Regions from separate parts of the Homo sapiens genome. Here region 2 is linked to region 1. The links are chromatin loops, found by intact Hi-C in ENCODE. Cell type or tissue: MCF 10A. All regions are shown on one strand. Each heading gives the region's core, and the rest is flanking DNA. Links, peaks and the distances in the headings are about the cores only.

Evidence for each region. A loop is a pair of places that touch in the nucleus more often than their neighbours do. Peaks named below come from ENCODE experiments on the same cell type or tissue, not always from the same donor. Only the 100,000 strongest peaks of a DNase experiment are listed, where the experiment ranks them.
Region 2: a loop joins it to region 1, with 18 times the contacts of the local background. A loop is called at or near these places in 3 of 110 quality-filtered maps.

What each region holds. Positions count from the first base shown.
Region 1 is chr1:17,366,829-17,376,925 of GRCh38, reverse strand. It overlaps PADI6 (peptidyl arginine deiminase 6), which reads right to left and starts at 4,730. Exons shown (of 16, transcript NM_207421.4): 1 at 4,565-4,730; 2 at 3,693-3,870; 3 at 1,427-1,499. The coding sequence starts at 4,680. In MCF 10A, for the core only: a CTCF peak has its summit at 6,146 (motif pointing right); DNase peaks (open chromatin) are centred at 6,145 and 7,315.
Region 2 is chr1:17,120,558-17,130,654 of GRCh38, reverse strand. No RefSeq gene overlaps it. Among named protein-coding and RNA genes, the nearest start is that of PADI2, 6.2 kb to the right of the region's middle. RefSeq lists silencers at 4,581-4,670, 8,479-8,662 and an enhancer at 10,079-10,097. In MCF 10A, for the core only: a CTCF peak has its summit at 4,736 (motif pointing left); a DNase peak (open chromatin) is centred at 4,714.

The DNA.
Region 1 (10,097 bases), core at 5,048-7,547:
TAGGCTACAGAGTGAGACTGTCTCAAAAACAAAAAACAAGACAAAACAAAACAAAACAAAAACACAAAAGAACCCACACAAACCAAAAACTTAGTGTTGTAGATGTTAGAGTTCTAAAAGAACTCCGTTGGTGGTAGGTGTCTAATTTGAGAAGATTCTAGAGAAATTGAGGACACAGATGGCTCCTCAGGAAGAGAGGTGGGAGAATAGACTTTAAAAGACAACCTAGGCCCAGCACAGTGGCTCACGCCTGTAATCCCAACACTCTGGGAGGCTGAGGTGGGCGGATCACGAGGTCAGGAGATTGAGACCAGCCTGGCCAACACAGTGAAATCCCGTCTCCACTAAAAATACAAAAAAATTAGCCCACTAAAAATACAAAAAAAATAGCCCACTAAAAATAAAAAAAATTAGCCCACTAAAAATAAAAAAAATTAGCCCACTAAAAATAAAAAAAAATTAGCCGGGCATGGTGGCGGGTACCTATAGTCCCAGCTACTCGGGAGGCTGAGGCAGGAGAATGGTGTGAACCTGGGAGGTGGAATGGGCAGTGAGCCAAGATCGCGCCACTGCACTCCAGCCTGGGCAACAGAGCAAGACTCCATCTCAAACAAAAACAAACACCCTAGAATCAGGTTTAAGAGAGATGATATGGCCAGGCACAGTGGCTCACGCTTGTAATCCCAGCACTTGGGGAGGCCGAGGCAGGTGGATCGCGAGGTCAGGAGTTCGAGACCAGCCTGGCCAACATGGTGAAAACCTGTCTCTACTAAAAATATAAAAATTAGCCAGGCATGGTGGCACACACCTATAGTCCCAGCTAATCTGGAGGCTGAGGTAGGAGAATCACTTGAACCTGGGAGGCAGAGGTTACAGTGAGCCGAGATCATGCCACTGTACTCCAGCCTGAGTGACAGTAAGACTCATCTCAGAAAAAAAAGAAAAAAAAAGTAGATGTTATAGAGCTTGTTCCTGAGCTGATGGGGGTGATCTAGAGGGCGGGGAAGGGTGGCGGCTTCTTACATTGGTAAGAATTGACAAAGGAATGTTCTTGAATAAGAAAGGATCTAGTGAGACAAGAAAGACTAACTTTGGACCAGATGCGTCAATTAGTAACAAAGGAAGAAGGTAGGCACTAGACAGGCGTAGGTGGGTAGATGGCAGCGACACGGAAGTTCTGGCTGTTTCTATTCTCAGAATTAGGTTGGCAGTGCACGAAGATGGAGAAGTGACTGAGCGTCGAGGAGGGAGTGTGTGAGTGGGTATCTCAAATGAATCCATTTAGGAGTTTGTTCAGGAGTTCCTGGGGCCCACAGGAGGCATCTTGTTACCTGGAGAATCTTTTTTGGCTCCTCCTACAATCCCACCCCTTCCCCAACCCCAGCGGTGAGTTGGGCCCCAGGCTCCCAGTTGGAGCAACACTCACCAATGCCAGTGAGGTACAGCACAGCTGTGCCCACGGGGGCATCCTCGTTGGGCCCATAGTATGTGACCGAGACCTGTGGAGACAGCATCCCGAAACCATAGGCAGTGTTGGACGGGAGGTGCCAGGAACAGAGCCCCAGGCCATGTGCCGAGTCTAGGCGTGGGATCTTGGTCTTGTGTTATGGCTTCTGAAGTCTCACCTATGAGCTGGTATGGGGCCACAGCCCTGCGCTTAGGGCTGAGTCAGTCCCCTAAGGACTTAGAACCTGCCATGACCCCCAACCCTAACCTTGTCGAGAGCCAGGCTTGAAACCACCTGTCCACGTGAGAGCTGTATCCCTGATGGCGGGGTGATCAAGGGACTTATCCCAAAGGGATTTAAGAAACAGGCTGCCTGGCTCTAGAGCCCAAGCTTGAAACCACACTATACATCCTCCCTGCTAAACCCACTCTCCTGGGGTCCCATGTCCTACTCCATAAGGTGCACGGTGGGGAAACAGGCCTCTGGTGGCTTAAGCTGCTCACTAAGAAGGACACCCAGGTGAAGAAGCAGCGTTGGGACTCAGTCCCAACTGTGGGACTGTGTCCCACACCAGCCTCTACTTTATGCTTTTAGAAAGAGACCTGCCCTCCAGCCACTGACCCTGACCACAAGGTCTTGGTCATGAACCAGAGACCCAACCATTGGCCAGAGCATGTGACAGATCCACCCCATCCTTAAATAGAAGCTTTAGTCCTCTAAGTTCAAGGTTCTTTGTTGGCCACTCCTGAGGGTCCTGGAGGCCGAGCCCTGGGCAGAGAATGGTTCTCAGGTAGTCTGGAGTTCCACTGGCACCCACCGTGGCCTCCATTCTTATCTGAGATACCTTTTTTTGCGATGGAGTTTTGTTCTTGTTGCCCAGGCTGTAATGCAGTGGGACAATCTCAGCTTACTACAACCTCCACCTCCTGGGTTCAAGCGATTCTCCAGCCTCAGCCTCCTGAGAACCTGAGATTACAGGCACCTGCCACCACACCTGGCTAATTTTTGTATTTTTAGTAGAGACAGCGTTTCACCATGTTGGCCAGGCTGGTCTCAAACTCCCGACCTCAGGTGATCTGCCCATCTCAGCCTTCCAAAGTGCTGGGATTACAGGCATGAGCCACCACACCTGGCCAGAGACACTCAGTTCCTACCTAAGTCCACTACTTGCCTCTCAGGGAGTTGCCTGCCCTGGGCACACAGCGCAGGTGGGTGTGTGTACCTACCCCTCTGCAGCAGACATCTCCAGTAGGTCCTGTAGGGTGTGGGGGGAGGGAGGGAGAGCTCTCCCAGTCCTGAACTGCTCCATCATGGTTCTCACCCCCAGCCCCGCACTGGGTGCACCTGGAGAGCTTTAAACCAGCGGCCAGGATCCTAGCCCTGAGGTTCCATTGGTACCTCAGGTTTAATTGGTAGAGGGGGTGTGGCCTGGGTATTGATGTTATTAGCTCCCCAGTGGTTCTCACCTGCAACCAAGGTTGAACACTCCTGCCCTGAATGAGCCACCTGCTTCTACCACAGGAGAACCTCCCCAACATAGGCACCCCATTAGGGAGACAGCTTACCCAGGGGAGAATACACCCTTGGGCTCAAGCTCAAATCCTGGGTCTATCCCACTCTAGGTAGGCTACTTAGGTTTAGACACAGCACTCTGTGCCTTAGTTTCCTCATATGTAAAGTGATGGTAGGCCAGGTGTGGTGGCTCATGCCTGTAATCCCAGCACTTTGGGAGGTGGAGGCAGGTAGATCACTTGAAGTCAGGAGTTTGAGACCAGCCTGGCCAACATAGTGAAACCCTGTCTCATACTAAAAATACAAAATTAGCCGGGCATGGTGGTGGGTGCCTGTAGTCCCAGCTACTCGGGAAGCTGAGGCAGGAGAATTGCTTGAACCCGGGAAGTGGAGGTTGCAGTGAGCTGAGATTGTGCCATTGCACCCCAGTCTGGGCAATGAGCGTGAGACTCAAAAAAAAAAATAATAATAAATAAATGAAAATAAAAAATAAATCCCAGTCCTGCTGGTTGCTGACTTGGCAGGGCACCTTCGCTAGGTGCCTCTGTTTCTTTGTAAAATGGGGTCATGGAGTGCCCACACCACTGGTCTGTTGCAGACACTGGATGAGATCAGACGTGCAAAACAACGTGTTTCCCAGGCTCGAGTCACGTCTGCAGCCAGGAGGAAGCCCCAGTGGCTGTGCTAGGTCCCACCCCGGGAGATGCCCCTCACCTCTTCCCCTGAGGCTTACCTTATCCGCATCCACGGAAGGGCTGGGCGATGTCATCTTCACTGTGGCGTACGTGGGATCAGACAGGGGCCACCAGATGGTGGCGTCCTCCTTCTCAGAAATCACCGTGTTGGCCACATCGATCAAGACCCTCCCAGAGCCATGGATGGTGAAGCACTGGCACTTCTGGGGGGCACACCTGGTTTGCCCGGTAAGAGACACGCGTCAGGGCACAAACACCTTCTCAGCCTAGGAGATGACTGGCATGGGGGAGGGGACGGCTCCCGAATCCTCATTCTCCTTAGGGTGTTGAGGCAGAGTGGTCTGGGGTCCTTATTCCTACCCACCCCCTCCCAAAGGACCCCTGTGTTTGCTCTCCGACGGGCTCCAGCCCAAACCCCATCCCGCTACCGACACTGCAGAAGTTACCACAGCTACATCTTAGTAATAAGCACCCAATTCCCAAGAAGGGGGGAGCCACAAAGGATCCCCATAAAGAAAAAGATCAGGGCAAGCGACTCAGGAAGTTGTACTGTGACCCTGCTGAGTCACCTCCACCTGCAGGCTCCAGCATCTAGCAGTCTCCCTGGCCTGCTCCTCACAGCCCCCCGAGGCCAGCGTCCCCATGGTTTCACAGATAGGGGAACAGAGAGGCCAAGGCCCTTGCCTCACTAAGAGTCCATGGCAGCTGCTACAGGGCAGAGGCAGGATTTAAGTCAGAATTCTGCGTGGTTGGAACTGGGAGGCCCCCCACTAGAGACCCAAGGCTTCCCAAGATGGGGCAGGATAGTGAGGCTAGAGAAGTAACCCCCAACTCCCAGATCAAGGGGACTGGGTCCCAGGCCTGCCTGCCTGTCTGCCTGCCACCTCTGGCAGAGCTCCCAGCATCTCACCCGCTGAGATCCAAGCAGATTTCTGTGCCCAACACACAAACGGCATGGACAGGGCTGTCCAGGGACAGGTGGATGATACTCTGGAAGGACATGGCTCGGCCCTCCACGCTGACCATCCTCAGGCCTGCACCGCAGCCCTCACTCAGCACAGCAGCCTCAGACGCCCCAGGGCTCACCCTGCCCTTCCCTGTTATACAGTCCAGGCCTGTGCAGGCCACCCCCTTGTTAAGAAGGGGAGGGGTCAGCAGCTGCCCAGGTGTCACTGATTTTCCCTCTAAGAGCTTCCTGGTGGCTGATAGTCTGGGGAGCAGGTGGCATCAGAACCCCTTCATCACCAATTTATCAGGCACCTCGTGCCTGCAGAGCTGCAGGCCAGGGGAGTCTGAGGCCGGTTGCTTAGGCATCTGTGGCCTTCAGCTGGGAAGAGGAGGGGCTCTGGGAAGTCGGTGCCTTGGAGTGATCAACTTGGCCATGTTGCTGGAGGACTCAGCTGGAAGCTGTCGGGGCAAATACCTGCAGAGGGCAGTTGGGAGGAGTTGATGGTAGCAGTCAGGATGGCAATGTGTGGCAGCATGCCCAGGCTCTGGGGTCTCAGTTCTAGGGTGTGTGTCTCCTGGAAATTGACGAAGGAGCTCGGCAAAGTGCTGGACTGGTGGTTTGGTTTTGTTTTTGAGACAGGGTCTCTACCCATGCTAGAGTGCAGTGGCGCAATCATAGCTCACTGCAGCCTCAACCTACCTGGCTCCAGTGATCCATCTCAGCCTCCCAAGTAGCTGGGACTACAGGTGTGCACCACCATGTCCAGCTGATTTTTGTATTTTTTGTAGAGACCGGGTTTTGCCATGTTGCCCAGGCTAGTCTCGAACTTCTTGATCCCAGAAATCCTCCTATCTCGACCTGCCAAAGTGCTGGGATTACAGGCGTGAGCCACAGCGCCTGCCTAGACTAGGTGGTTATTAACCCTCTGGTGGTTTCAAAAATTATCAAGGGTGCTTGTTAACATTGCAAATTCCTGGGCCCAGAAGGTCTAGGGTGTGGTCCAGGAACCTGCATCCCAACCCCCAGTGATTAAGGTGAGCTCTTTGCTTACAGCTGTGTCGGTGGGGGTGGGGGCACAGCAAGTGTTAGTGGAATGAATACATCAAGCCAGGGTCATCAGCTGCTACTCATCTCAGCGGAGCCCACAGAGCAAAGAAATAGGAACCCTTCTCTGGCACAAGGAACTTACATAACTGACTTTAAAATTGTGTTCATTTCATGTCTTAAGCTTGGGTTGAGTTTTTTTTTGTTGTTGTTTTTGAGACAGGGTCTCACTCCGTTACCCAGGCTGGAGTGAAGTGGCGTGATCATGGTTCACAGCCTTGACCTCCCAGGCTCAAGTGGTCTTCCCACCTCAGCCTCCTGAGCAGCTGGGACTACAGATGTGCACCACCATGCCCAGCTAATGGTTTTACATTTTTCCGCAGAGATGGGGTCTTGTTATGTTGCCCAGGCTGGGTCATGCTTACTCCTGAATAGGTACCACAGTCACATGATTCCAAGTTCAGAGTCTCCCTCCTGCCCTGTGCCTTACCCACCTGCAGGTGGAGGTAGTGACAGTGTTACCCGTTTCTTATATGTCTTTCCAAATAAATGTTATGCATGACCAAGTAAATATGTGTGTGTATCCTTTTCTTCTTCTCTTCCTCCTCCAATACTAGCATACAGTTAGATAAATTTGAAGGGGCTTTATGGTGAGAAAGGGAAGGACGTGGAGTCTATTTTAAGGTTAAGGGAAAAAGGCTTCTGCAGGTTCCTTCGAGGTTACATCTCGAGACTAAAGAGAAAAGTTGTAAAATGTGCTCAAAGTTAAGCTGCTTGGTTACAATTACAAACTTTTCAGTTCAGTGGAGATGCCCCTGGAAGCCCATTGGGTTATCTTTTTTGAGGAAGGACAAGGAGGTCATTTAGTCATTTGCTCCACTAGAATTGCTGAACACCTACTATGTCCGGGGCGCTTTTGCTCTTTTCTTCTCTCCTCCTACTACTGTCTTCTTATATAAACGGTAGTATGTGCCACCCAGTATTCCATACCTTGCCTCTTTCACTTCATAGTTATACTGGAGAGAAGTTCTTTGTATCAGTACGTAAAAAGCAGCCTTACCCCTTTGTACAGCTGTGTATTTTACATAGGGTTGTACTGTAATATAAACATTTGTTTTCAGCCTTTGCTCTAATATGCACCCAGGTGTACCCAGCATAGGAGGTGGAGATGAGGTACTGAGTGAAGCCTGTTCGGTCAGCCAGGCTGGCTAAATTTGCAAGTTGCAGTAAAAAATTCCCTCCCTGGAGGTTTTAAGCACTCAACACAACTCTCAAGGATGTCTCTGTTTTAGTTGCTCTTGGAGGCAGGGGGTTGGTCAGCAAGACCCAAAATGCCCCTCTGGTTGGATTGAAAGTGGCAAAATTAAGCAGGCAGGAAGCACTCAGCGTGCAGAGGCTCTGATGAGACTCATCCCAAAGGGCTCACCCACCCTCACGCACAAGCGGCCAGAGGCAGCTGGAGGGAGAAGACGGGTTGACTGGGGAGGGGTCGCTGAGGCCCAGTCCAGGCTCTGGGGTCTGGAGGAAGGCAGCCTGGAAGCTCTGACGTTCCCCACCCTGGGGCAGCCCTGCCTTGTGCCAGGGCTCTACAGAGCACAGTGAGGAAGGCTCCTCACCCAGCCTCGTGGACAGAGATGAAAGTGACTCAGACCCAGAGCACGTCCTGCTCGCCTCCAGGGGCTTCTTATTCACCACTGAATCCCCAGCACCTGCAAAACAGCTCCAGACATAGTAGGTACTCAACAAGTTATTGTGGAGCAAATGACTAAATCACCTCCTTGTCCTCCCCCTAAGAAGATAATAACCCAGCCGGGCACGGTGGCTCAGGCCTGTAATCCCAGCACTTTGGGAGGCCAAGGCAGGTGGATCACCTGAGGTCCGGAGTTTGAGATCAGCCTGGTCAACATGGTGAAACCCGTCTACTAAAAATACAAAAATTAGCCAGGTGTGGTGGCTCACGCCTGTAATCCCAGCTACTCAGGAGGCTGAGGCAGGAGAATCGCTTGAGCTGGGGAGATGGAGTTTGCAGCGAGCCGAGATAATGCCACTGTACTCCAGCCTGGCCGACAGAGCAAGATTCTATCTCAAAAAAAAATAAATGAATAAAATAAAGATAATAACCCAATGGGCTTCCAGGGGTGTCTCCACTGAACCGAGGGGTTAGTGATTGTAACTGAGCAGCTTAACTTCAAATGCATTTTACAACTTTTTTTCCCTTTCTCTTCAGTCTCAAGAAGTAACCTTAAAGCAAACTGCAGAAGCCTTTTCCCTTAACCCTAAAATAGACTCCATGTCCCTCCCTTTCCCACCATAAAGCCCCTTCACATTTATCTAACTGTATGCTAGTATCTAATTATATGCTTGCTTACAAGTTCCAGGCCAGGTGTGATGGCTCACGCCTGTAATCCCAGAGCTTTGGGAGGCTGAGACGGAAGGATTCCTTGAGCCCAGGAGTTTGAGACCAGCCTGGGCAACATAACGAAACCCTGTCTCTAAATGATGATGATGATGATGATAAAAGAAGTTCCAGGGGCTAATCTTGAGACAGACCGAGCCTGGAGACCCAGCTGCAGAATTCAAGAGATTACCTCCAGGCAGCTAGCCAACAACTCAGCACATTGCTGAAATGACGTCAGCCCGTGCTTTAGGGGGACTGAGACCCGAGTTAGCCATGGAAACAAGACACAGACCTTGTACTCCTCACAACTCCTGCACACCTCCTGTACCAAATTTCCTTTTTTTTTTTTTTTTTTTTTTTTTGAGACAGAGTCTCGCTCTGTTGCCTAGGATGGAGTGCAATGGCACCATCTCGGCTCACCGCAACCTCTGTCTTCCAGGTTCAAGCGATTCTCCTGCCTCAACCTCCCAAGTAGCTGGGATTACAGGCGTCCACCACCACGCCCAGCTAATTTTTGTATTTTTAGTAGAGATGGGGTTTCACCATGTTGGTCAGGCTGGTCTCAAACTCCTGACCTCAGGTGATCCGCCCACCTCGGCCTCTCAAAGTGCTGGGATTACAGGTGTGAGCCACCGCGCCCAGCCAGAGTTTCCCTTTTAAAACTCTTGCCTTCAACCCAGAAAGGCGAAGCGGTTGCTTTTGATGTGAATCCAACCACTCCCCCATTGCTAGTTTTGGTAAATAAAGTCACCTTCTACCACATTTTGCTCTTGTTTTTGGGCTCGAGCTCTCCAACTGGCATTGGCTGGACCTGCTTGGGTTACATGATCATAAAGTAACTTTGTATTGACTCCCGCACTCCTCACATGCTTATTCCATGCAGAAGTTCTCTCTCGGCAACTCAGGTTTGCTCATCATGCTCAACTCAGGTTTGCTCATCAGAAGTCCCATGGTCACTTGAGGTCACTGTGGTGGGCGCTGTGGTGTGCCACCGCGCCCCCCTTTAGGGGGAGGCACTCACGCCCCCAGCTGCTGCGAGTGCCGCAAGTCTCTCTTCTGGAATTGCCTTCTGTGCCTAGGAGCGGCCTAGTACCTGGTTGTGTCCCCATCTGGGGACAGCCACATCCAATGTGGGGGGACAAAGGCCAGGTTGCCTTGTCTGAATGCAGGACAACTCTGAGGCCCTTCCCCAGCCCCCAAGATACCCCGTGCATTGCCTGAAGCCTTGAGGCAACTGCATCCCAGTTCAGTGTCCCCCTCTGAGCCCCACACTCCCTCCCAGGTGCGCTTCCGGAAACACCCTCCCCCGGCACCCCCCATAAACCTCCTGCAGGCAAATCTCCATCTAAGAATCTGTTTCCAGGAACCAGACATAAAACACTCTCAATTCAGGACTCAGATTTGTAAAGGGGAATGTTCACCCTTTCCTATGAGGGCTTGATGCAGGTGCAAGGCTTAGAGCTGCGGAAAGGAAAGGAGGTGCCTGGCTTATTTCTTTCCTATTCTGCTGGCTGCAGCTGGCACGTGGTGATTTCCAACCTACAGTAGGTGGAATAATGGCACCCAAGAGAGATCAGGTCCTAATCTTCGGAACCTGTAGGTTGTCTCATATAGAAACAAAGAAAGAGTCTGTTTGCAGAGGTGAATGAAGATCTTGGGATGGGGAGATTGTCCTGGACTATCCGATGGGCTCCAAATATCATCACAAGTGTCCTTATAAGGGGGAGGCAGAGGGAGATTTGACACACACAGAAGAGAAAGCCATGTGACCAGGGAGGCAGAGATTGGCATGAGGCAGCCACTAGCTGAGGAAAGCTGGCAGAAGCTAGAAGAGAAACTCCCCTCCTAAAGCCTTTGGAGCTGGGATGGCCCTGCTGATACCTGAATTTCAGCCCAGTGAGACTGATTTTGATCTCCTGGTCTCTGGAACTGAGAGAGGGTCCATCTCTATTGTTTTAAGCCTTTTAGTTCGTGATGATTTGTAACAGCAGCTTCAGGAAACTCCTATGTGGTCTCTGGGGAAGGGAGAGGTGGGAGCAAGGCGAAAGGAAC
Region 2 (10,097 bases), core at 3,740-6,239, 240 kb after region 1:
TCTTTTCATTTTTATTTTTTTCTTGCTTTTAGTATTTTGCCAAGGCTGGGTCATCCAGGCATTACGCTTCTTATACAGCTTGCAGGACTATGAGCTGAATAAACCTCTTTTCCTTATCAATTACCCAGCCTCAGGCATTCCTTATAATGCAAAGTGGACTAAAACACCAATTGAAACCAAACAAGTGGTGAAGCTACCTGGGAGGGTATTACTTAGCCCCAGATCTGACTTAAGAAATAGGAAATGCATATGCTGAACCCTGGGGACACAGACTATGCCACCACCCTTTTTAGGTTATGGGAAATCCTGTTTAAATGACTAACAATAGGACTTGTGTCCTATCAAGACCTTGGACAAAACCTCCATCCAAGCCTGAAGTTTCCGTGGACATTAAGGAATCTTAGAGGAGGTAGGAACCCCAAAAATGGGTTGGAAAACTAAGCTCGAAATTTTCTTGGTGTGACAACATCATTGCCTTAGTAGGCTCTCATTTTTTAAGCTTGACAAGAATTGAGCAAAGAAATGTTTCAGAGAATCAAACAATTTCAACTTTGGAATTTGAAATATTTTTAATATTTAAGAGAATATGGGCTATGTTAAGCTTGTCCAACCCTTGGCCAGTGGCTTTGAATGCAGCTGTAGCTTTAAATGCGGCCCAACACAAATTCGTAAACTTTCTTAAAACATTAAGAGATTTTTTTTCAATTCTTTTTTTTTTTTTTTTTTTTTTTTAGCTCATCAGCTATCATTAGTGTTAGTGTATTTTATGTGTGGCCCAAGACAATTCTTCTCCTTCCAGCGTGGCCCAGGGAAGCCAAAAGATTGCACACCCCAGTCTGTGTGAATAAAAAGTCAGTCTTAAGGTTTTAATTTAAATACACAAATGAGGCCGGGCACAGTGGCTCACGCCTATAATCCCAGCACTTTGGGAGGCCGAGGTGGGCGTATCGCCTGAAGTCAGGAGTTGGAGACCAGCCTGGCCAACATGGTGAAATCCTGTCTCTACTAAAAATACAAAAATTAGCCAGGCGTGGTAGTGGATGCCTGTAATCCCAGCTACTTGGGAGGCTGACAAAGGAGAATCGCTTGAATCTGGGAGATGGAGGTTGCAATGAGACGAGATCATGCCACTGCACTCCAGTCTGGGCGACAGAGCAAGACTCCGTCTCAAAAATAAAGTAAAATGCACAAATGAATCATTGATTGATTTAGACTTGTGATATTTTAAGTTGAAATTTTACTATGCTTGACAGAAGTGTTAAAAAGTTATAAAAATTTGAATTCATGATAAGCATAAGTTACCAGATTTCTAAGAATAATTTAAGTGCTTGAGAAAGTTGTGTTTGTTATTAAGGCAACTGAAGTATTTTTAAAAGAAATTGAATATGTTAAATCTATACATGCAGTTAAAAATGTTTAACTGTGTGTCAACCTGAAATAACCAGGAGCGTCAGAGTCTAATTTAAAAAGAGTTTAGGCCAGGCACAGTGGCTCACGCCAATAATTCCAGCACTTTGGGAAGCTGTGTGGATCCCTTGAGTCCAGGACTTCGAGACCAGCCTGGGCAACGTAGTGGGACACCGTCTCTACAAAAAATTTTAAAAATCAGCCATGTGTGGTGGCCCACACCTGTAGTCCCAGCTACTGAGGCTGAGGTGGGAGGATCACTTGAGCCCAGAAGGTTGAGGCTGCAGTGAACTGTGATTGTGCCACTGCACTCCAGCCTGGGCAACAGAGCGAGACCCTGTCTCAAAAAATAATAATAAAAAAAAATGTAAAATACACCAAAGTAAAATAAAATAGAGTTTATTCAAGCACAAGATTTGAGAACGGCCACCCAGAAACCTCAACTCCAAAGTAATGAACTCAGCATTCCGAAGTAGGGAAGTGAAGTTTTCATTTATAGAGGCAGGGACAGAGGAATTTTTAGCCAGATAACAACATTTTTCATACTAGGCTGGCGCATAGTTACAGCCATTTGACTGGTTATGGGCAGTGTTTCTTTTGGCGGAGGGCATATTTCACATTTTTTGTGAAGGGTATGATAGCTATGCGTTTCCTGTCATCTGTTCTACGCAGAGCAGGACAACAAAGGGGAAGTAGATGAGTCACAGGGTCATTAATTAAGAAGGCAGGAGGGTTTTGTCCCTGCTGTTCTTTAATTCTCTCTGGTCATTGTACAGAATAAGAAAAATAAGAAAGTGAGTTAATCTACAATCTGAGGAATAAAAGGCACATGACTCAGATCCCAGTCACAGCTCTCTCAAGGCTGAAGTGTGTCGGGGGTTCTGACAGATTTTAAATTATATTTTCATGCATGTTTAATTAGCCAAGATTGTCAATGGAACCAAATATTCAGTTGTATCATTTTAATAATTTTATAATAATTTTTAAAGTTTTTTTTTCTTTTTGAGACAGAGTCTCGCTCTGTCGCCCAGGCTGGAGTGCAGTGGTGCAATCTCCGCTCACTGAAACCTCTGCCTCCCGGATTCAAGTGACTCTCCTGCCTCAGCCTCCCAAGTAGCTGGGATTACAGTCATGCGCCACCATGCCCAGCTAATTTTTGTATTTTTAGTAGAGACAGAGTTTCACCATATTGGCCAGGCTGGTCTTGAACTCCTGACCTCAGGTGATCCACCTGCCTCGGCCTCCCAAACTGCTGGGATTACAGGCATGAGCCACCATGCCTGGCCCACTAAAGTTGTTATATTTTAAAAGAATACTTTTCCTAAATTTTTTCTTAAATTTTTAATCGTGGTAAAATATACATACCATACAATGTGCCATGTAAGCTATTTGTAAGTGTTCAGTTCAGCAGAGTGTTAGGTACGTTCACATTGTTAAATGCAGCCAATCTCCAAGACTCTTTTCATCTTGCAAAACTAGAATTCTACGCCCACTAAACGACAATTTGCCATTCCCCTCTCTCTTCAGCCCCCAGGGCAACCTCCTTTCTACTTTCTGTCCCTGTGAATCTGACTATTGTAGGTACCTCATTGAAGTGGAATCATATAGGCCAGGCACAGTGGCTCATGCCTGTAATCCCAGCACTTTGGGAGGCTGAGGTGGGAGGATTGCTTGAGCCTAGGAGTTCAAGACCAGCCTGGGCAACATAGTGAGACCCCATCTCTAGCAAATAAAAGAAAAAAGTGGAATTTGTCCTTAAGAGAAGATTTTTAACTTGAACTCAAAGCTAAAGTGGGATTGTTGAATTTGAAATGACAGTAAGTGGAATAATAATTTTTGAAAACCAAAGGAGATCCTTTTTTTTTTTTTTTTTGAGACAGGGTCTCACTCTGTCACCCAGGCTGGAGTGCAGTGGCCGACCTCGGCTCACTGCAACCTCTACCTCCCAGGCTCAAGCAATCTTCCCACCTCAGCCTCCGGAGTAGCTGGGACCACAGGCACACGCCAACACGCCTGGTTAATTTTTTTGCATTTTTGGTAGAGACGGGGTTTCACCATATTGCCCACGCTGGCCTCCAACTCCTGAGCTCAAGCGATCTGCCTGCCTCCGCCTCGACCTCCCAAAATAGTGAGATTACAGACATAAGCCACCGTACCCAGCCTACTATCTTTTTTTTTTTTTTTTTTGAGACAGAGTCTCGCTCTGTTGCCCAGGCTGGAGTGCAGTGGCATGATCTTGGCTCACTGCAGGCTCCCGGGTTCACACCATTCTCCTGCCTCAGCCTCCCTAGTAGCTGGGACTACCGGCGCCCGCCACCACGCTCAGCTAATTTTTTTTTGTATTTTTAGTAGAGACGGGGTTTCACCGTGTTAGCCAGGATGGTCTCGATCTCCTCACCTCATGATCCGCCCACCTCGGCCTCCCAAAGTGCTGGGATTACAGGCGTGAGCCACTGCGCCCAGCCCATTATCTTGTTTAAACCTCACAACCACCTGGGAAGGAGGTGCCATGATTAACCCCCATTTCACAGATGAGAAAACTGAGACTCAAGTGAGATGACTTGTCCAAGGTCTCCTAAGCCAGGAAGGGCTAGGATGTCAATCCAGGTGGACTGATTCTCGAGATGGAAAATGTGACCACATCATGGGGTATGGCAGAAATGATTATAGCGCCTTCTTCCAATGTGGTTGTAAATGACTGCGTGATGTTCTTCCTACACAAGGGTGTGTGTGTGTGCATGTGTGTGCATGCGTGCGTGTGTGTGTGCACGTGTATGTGCGTGTGTGCATGTTGTGTGTGTGCATGTGTTTGTGAGCATCCGTGCATGTTTTTTGCTCCTGCTAGGTTGCTCATAAGGATGGACCTGTGTCCCCACTCCCACCCGCACAGCACCTGACTCTGTGATTTGTTTATCAAGTGATTTTTAAAACGAATCAACGACCCAGGCTCACAGGACAAAGGCACTGAGGTAACAGGACAGGCCTGAAGGATGAGACACAAAAGACCTCCCTCTTTTACCAACTGGCTCTGCGCCCTTCGGCCGGTCACTGCCCCTCTCTGGGCCCCTCTCATCCTTCTCTGAGCTTCAGTCGCCCCTTTGTCCAGCGAGAAGTTCCCACTCTAAGGGACCTGCCACTGACCTCACACAAAGGTGGCCCCTGAATTCTGACCCAAACCACCAGGAAAAAGAGGGTCCCAAAAGCTAAAGGAAGGTGCTGAGCAGGGTGGGACAGAGGCGGAGGCATTCTGATCTCTCGGGCTCAGGCCGGCCAGCGCCGCCTCCCTGCTTCCAAGATGGGGATCTGGCGCCACCTTGTGGTCTCCGCCTCTTGCGGCCTTCGCGTGTTCCCTGTTTTAACTCTTGCTATTAACCCCACTGCTGCCCTCTGGGAACTCTGAAGCAATTCCACTCTCTTCACCAAATATTTATCTACTGTGCCCAGCTGTACCCAGGCTCGACCCAGAAAAATCATGAACAAGTCCCTGCCTAACCATTTAGAGGCGTCTGGATCTGCACCACCCATAGAAAAATGATGCAAACCAGCCGGGCGTAGTGGCTCACGCCTGTAATCCCAGCACTTTGGAAGGCCGAGGTGGGCAGATTACTTGAGGTCAGGAGTTCGAGACCAGCCTGGCCAACATGGTGAAACCCTGTCTCTACTAAAAATACAAAAATCAGCCGGGCATGGTGGCGCGTGCCTGTGGTCCCAGCTACTCCAGAGGCTGAGGCATGAGAATCACTTAAACCCAGGAGGCGGAGGTTGCAGTGAGAAAAGCTCATGCCACTGCATTCCAGCCTGGGTGACAGGGCAAGACTCTGTCTCAAAAAAAAAAAAAAAAAAAAGGAAGAAAGAAAAATAAAAATGATGGCAACCACAAATGTGTGCCTCACAGGTAACCACATTTTCTAGTAGCCACATTTTTAAAAGCTGAAATAAATAGGTACAATTAACTTTAACAATACGTCTTTGGGCTTTTTGATGTTTGTTTGTTTGAGACAGAGTCTTGCTCTGTCGCCCCAGCTGGCATGCAGTGGCACGGTCACTGCTCACTTGCAGCCTCAACCTCGTGGGCTCAAGAGATTCCCCCAACCTTGGCCTCCCAAGTAGCTGGGAGTACAGGGGGTGCATCACCATGCCTGGCTAATTTTTAAATTTTTTTGTAGAGACAGGGTCTTGCTATGTTGCCCAGGCTCATCTCAAACTCCTGAATGTTAGTGATCCTCCCTCCTCAGCCTCCCAAAGTGTTGGGATTACAGGCTTGAGCCACCACATCCAGCTAATAATACATTTGCATTTAATGAAATACATTCACCATATTATCATTCCAACATGGAGTCAATTATTTTTAAAATTACCATCTTTTTCTCCTTGTAACTCCTTGAAATCTGTATTTTACACCAGGGGTCCCCAACCCCCAGGCTATGGACCATTACCAGTCTGTGGTCTGTTGGGAACCAGGCACACCGCAGGAGGTGAGCATTGGGCTAGCAAGGGAAGTTTTGTCTTTAGATTCCCATAGGAGCACAAATGCTATTGTGAACTGCGCAGGTGAGAGATCTAGGCTGTGAGCTCCTGATGAGAATCTAATGCCTGATGACCTGTCACTGTCTCCCATCACCCCCAGATGGGACCATCTAGTTGCAGGAAAACAAGCTCAGGGCCCCCACTGATTCTACATTACGGTGAATTGTAAAATTGTTTCCTTATGTATTACAATGTGATGATAGAAATAAAGTGCACAAGAAATGTAATGCGCTTGAATCATCCCGAAACCATCCCCACCCCCATCCATGGAAAGCCTGTCTTCCACAAAACAGGTCCCTGGTGCCAAAAAGGTTGGGGACCACTGTTTTACACCTACAGCATGTGTCAGTTCAGATTAGCCACATAAACCTTGTCTGGCAGTGGCTACATGTTGGAAAGCATGGGTCTAGGACCTCCCAGGCTTACTCTGGCCCCCTGGCAGCCCCTCAGACAACTGGCTTATTACATCTTCTCCAGAATTCACCTTTCTAGCTTTGCTTCACTGACTAAGGGTAGAACCCTGGCCCGGACAAGTCATCTTACCCTTGGATGTATAAAATAAGGGTAAGAAAAATACTTACTTCTGGGGTTGTAGCAAGGATTCAATGGGATAACATACACACAGTGCTTAGCGCAGGTGCCTGGCAGGGAATAAATGCTCCATAAATGGTGACCTAATGAATGAAAGCCTTAGCCCATCTTTCAGCATGGTGATGGTTAATTTTCTGTGTCGATTTGGCCAGGCTATGGCACCCCATCATCCAGTCAAACATCAGTCTGGATGTTGCTGTGAAGATATTTTTCAGATGTGATCAACGTTTAAATCAGTAGACTTTGAGTAAAGTAGATTGCACTCCAAAATGTGGGTGGGCCTCATCCAATCAGTTGAAGGCCTTAACAACAAAGACTGAGGTTTCCCAAAGAGGAGGCAATTCAGCCTCCAGAATGCAACATAGAAACCGTGCTGTTTCCAACCTGTAGATTTCAGACTCAAGACCGCAACATCAATTCTTCTCCCATTTCTGACTGGCCAGCTCTACAAATTTCAGGCTTGTCAGCCCCCACAACCATGTGAGCCAATTTCTTAAAATAAATCTCTCTCTCTGCATATATAAATGTACCCCCGAGTGGGGTACAGCCACAGCAGCACGCAGAAGAGACATGACTTCCTCATTCTGAACTCACGCAGTATTAGAACAATGGAGCACCCCAGCCCTTCCCCGCCTCTGAGCACGATGTCTCTCAGGACCGAGAGCTGAGGCAGAGGCTGAATCAACGCCCCCATCCCAGAGACTCTTCTCAAGGGAGTGAGACCAAAGGGTGGGCTTTGCCAGGGGAAAGGGAATGTGACGGGGCCAGGCAGGGCCAGGGTTATGGGGATCTGCTCTTGAGGGTATGACTGCAGGTCCCCATGGTGCAGAGTCAGGGGTTGGGGCGATCCCTGGCCACAGAAGGATTGCTTTGGGGATCCATGGCCCAGACCCCGACCTCTTCCTTTCTCTGGTCTCCTGCCAGAATTCCTGTCAAATTTAGCTGCCTACAGCAGCCAGAGTGATTTTCCTAAAGTGTACATCGTGCCGTTGACACCTTCCAAAGTCCTTCCCAGGCTTCCCCCATGACCCCATAAAGATAAAGCCCCAAAGCCTTTTCCACGACTTACAATGCTCTGTGTGACCTGGCCACAGCCAGCCCAGCCTCTCACATTGTGGAAGCTTTGAAGTATGTTATCAAACAGCATGTAGTCAGAAGCCCATGTTTACAAAAACTTAAAATAACTATATACGCATAGGAAATAACTACCGTCTACTGGAACTTGGGTCTGTGCCAGGCCACGATGTGCAGTACCTTACTGGATATCATCTTGTTATTCCTTGTTCCTTATAACAATTCCTAGTATCTCCTTTATAGAAGAAGAAACTGAGGCCCAGAGAGGCCCCCAGCTAGTGAGGGGCAGAGCCAGACTTGACCCCAGGTCCACCAAGACCAAAGTCCATGCTCTTCACTGCAGGCTGGTTGGTGCCTCTGTGCAGATGGAAGATAATAATAGCTCTCACCTCACAGGGCTGTCGTGAGGATTAAACAGGCTGAGATGTGTGTGTGAATGGGCTCTGAACAGCTCCTGGCATGGCGCAAGGGCTCAGGAAGTGTGCTGCCCCACAGCAGCCTGTGGGCAGCCCGGCCAGATCATACTCATAGATTCAGACTGATCTCTGGTACTAGGGTCATGGGTGATCATATTTTTTTTAACTTTTCCACAATGACCAGGTAATACTTGTGCATTTTTTTCTTTCTTTTTAAATTATTGTATGTATAGTGCTCTCAGTAAGCTGTCTGTTTCCTCAAAGCAGGCTTGTCGAAGTTTGAGTGGCCTCCCTGGTTCCCCCAAGGCCTGGCCCGGAGACCCCACACCCAGTGGAGGAACCTAACAGAAAACAGCTCAGAAGAGCCCCTCTTAGCCCAGGCACCCTGCCCACAGGCTTGGCAGGGGCGCTTGCTGGAGGGGTGGGTGCGGGTCTGTGCCAGGAACTGGCCTAAGCTAAGTCCCCAAAAGACACCGTGAGATGCTTTGTGGCTCTTCCGGATCCCAGGGGAGAGGTGGGAGCAGCCGTGATGCATGCGACCTCCGGCCCTGAATCCACCAACAGCTGTGACTACTTCAGCTATTTTAAACCTCTGGGCACCAGGAAACTCCTGTCTCATCAACCAGGCTCTGGGCCCAACATGATGGCCTGAGCCCGGGCAGGAGTCCTGAGTGTGGGTGGCCAGGTCTGAATTGGGTTTTTAAGGGGAGGGGGCTTCATTTCTTGAGCCTTGTGCCAGGCTCTGTGCTAGTATTTTCTGCACCTTGTTGTCTCGTTTAATACCGTCCTTACACCGTGCTGAGGGATCAGTTACTTCACAGAGGCAGAAAATGGGGCTCCGAATGGCAGGGTACCTGGCCCAAGGCGGCACAAAAGCAGAGCTGGGCCTAGAACTGCGACTTCCTTATCTACAAAGCATGGACAGCATTCTGCCCCTGCCCTCACTCGGCCTTGCCCCCTGCCTCCACCCCAGTGGCCCTGCAAGCTCCTCCCTCTGCCACTCTTAGGAGCTCTGCAACCCAGAGTCAATTCCCCCACCTCCTCACAGCTCACTTTCTTCATCTGTAAAGTGGCGGAGTTACTGGGAGGGTTCAGTGATCTAACTCTAATACATGAAAAGAGCCGCTTGGAACAGTGCCTGACCCACAGAAAGAAAGCAGTAAGTGCCCGCTCTTACTCCAGCTCCCCTGGGTATTGCGGTCTGATGTTATCACTATCTTGCCCAGTGTCCTGTTATGAGCTGCCCGGGGTCTCCGTCAGTGGGGGGTACAGTGTCCTCCCCCACTCTGGCCCCAGTCTCCCCATGAGTCAAATGAAAGTTAGAGCCCCAGGAAGGTGAGAACCCTGGTGGGTGCCCGTTATCTGTCACACAGTAAGGGCTCCAAAGTCACTCGTGGCAGAGGGGTGCCCAGACACGAGCTCACCTCTGGGGGCGCCTCGAAGTCTCTCCAAGCTACACAAGTTTTGTCCCAGTTTGGCAGGTGGCCACCCGAGAGATTCCTCCTGATTGGAGGATGTGCTCAGCCGGGTGCCTGGAGTTCATCAGAAGTTACTGGCCTCGGCCGGGCGCTGTGGCTCACGCCTGTAATCCTAGCACTTTGGGAGGCCGAGGCAGGTAGATCACCTGAGATCAGGAGTTCAAAACCAGCCTGGCCAACATGGAGAAACCCCGTCTCTACTAAAAATACAAAATTAGCTGGGTGTGGTGGTGCCTGCCTGTAATCCCAGCTACTTGGGAGGCTGAGGCAGGAGAATCAATTAAACCTGGGAGGCGGAGGTTGCAATGAGCTGAGATGGCGCCATTGTACTCCAGCCTGGGTAACAAGAGGAAAACTCTGTCTCAAAAAAAAAAAAAAAAAACAGTTACTGGCCTCTCCCTGGGTCTGTGAGCTGTGCCTTTGGGGGACAAATGACCTCCTGGCTAAAACTCGGGCCTTCCCTCTTCCCCACTCACATTCCTCCCAAATCCCTGCCACTCAGAAGCAGCTGGGCTCTTCACCACCTCCTAATTTGGGCCGCCTCAGGGAGAAGGTTGGAGTCCAAGGGCTGGGTATATCAGCACTGGGCACTTGTGGGCCTCAC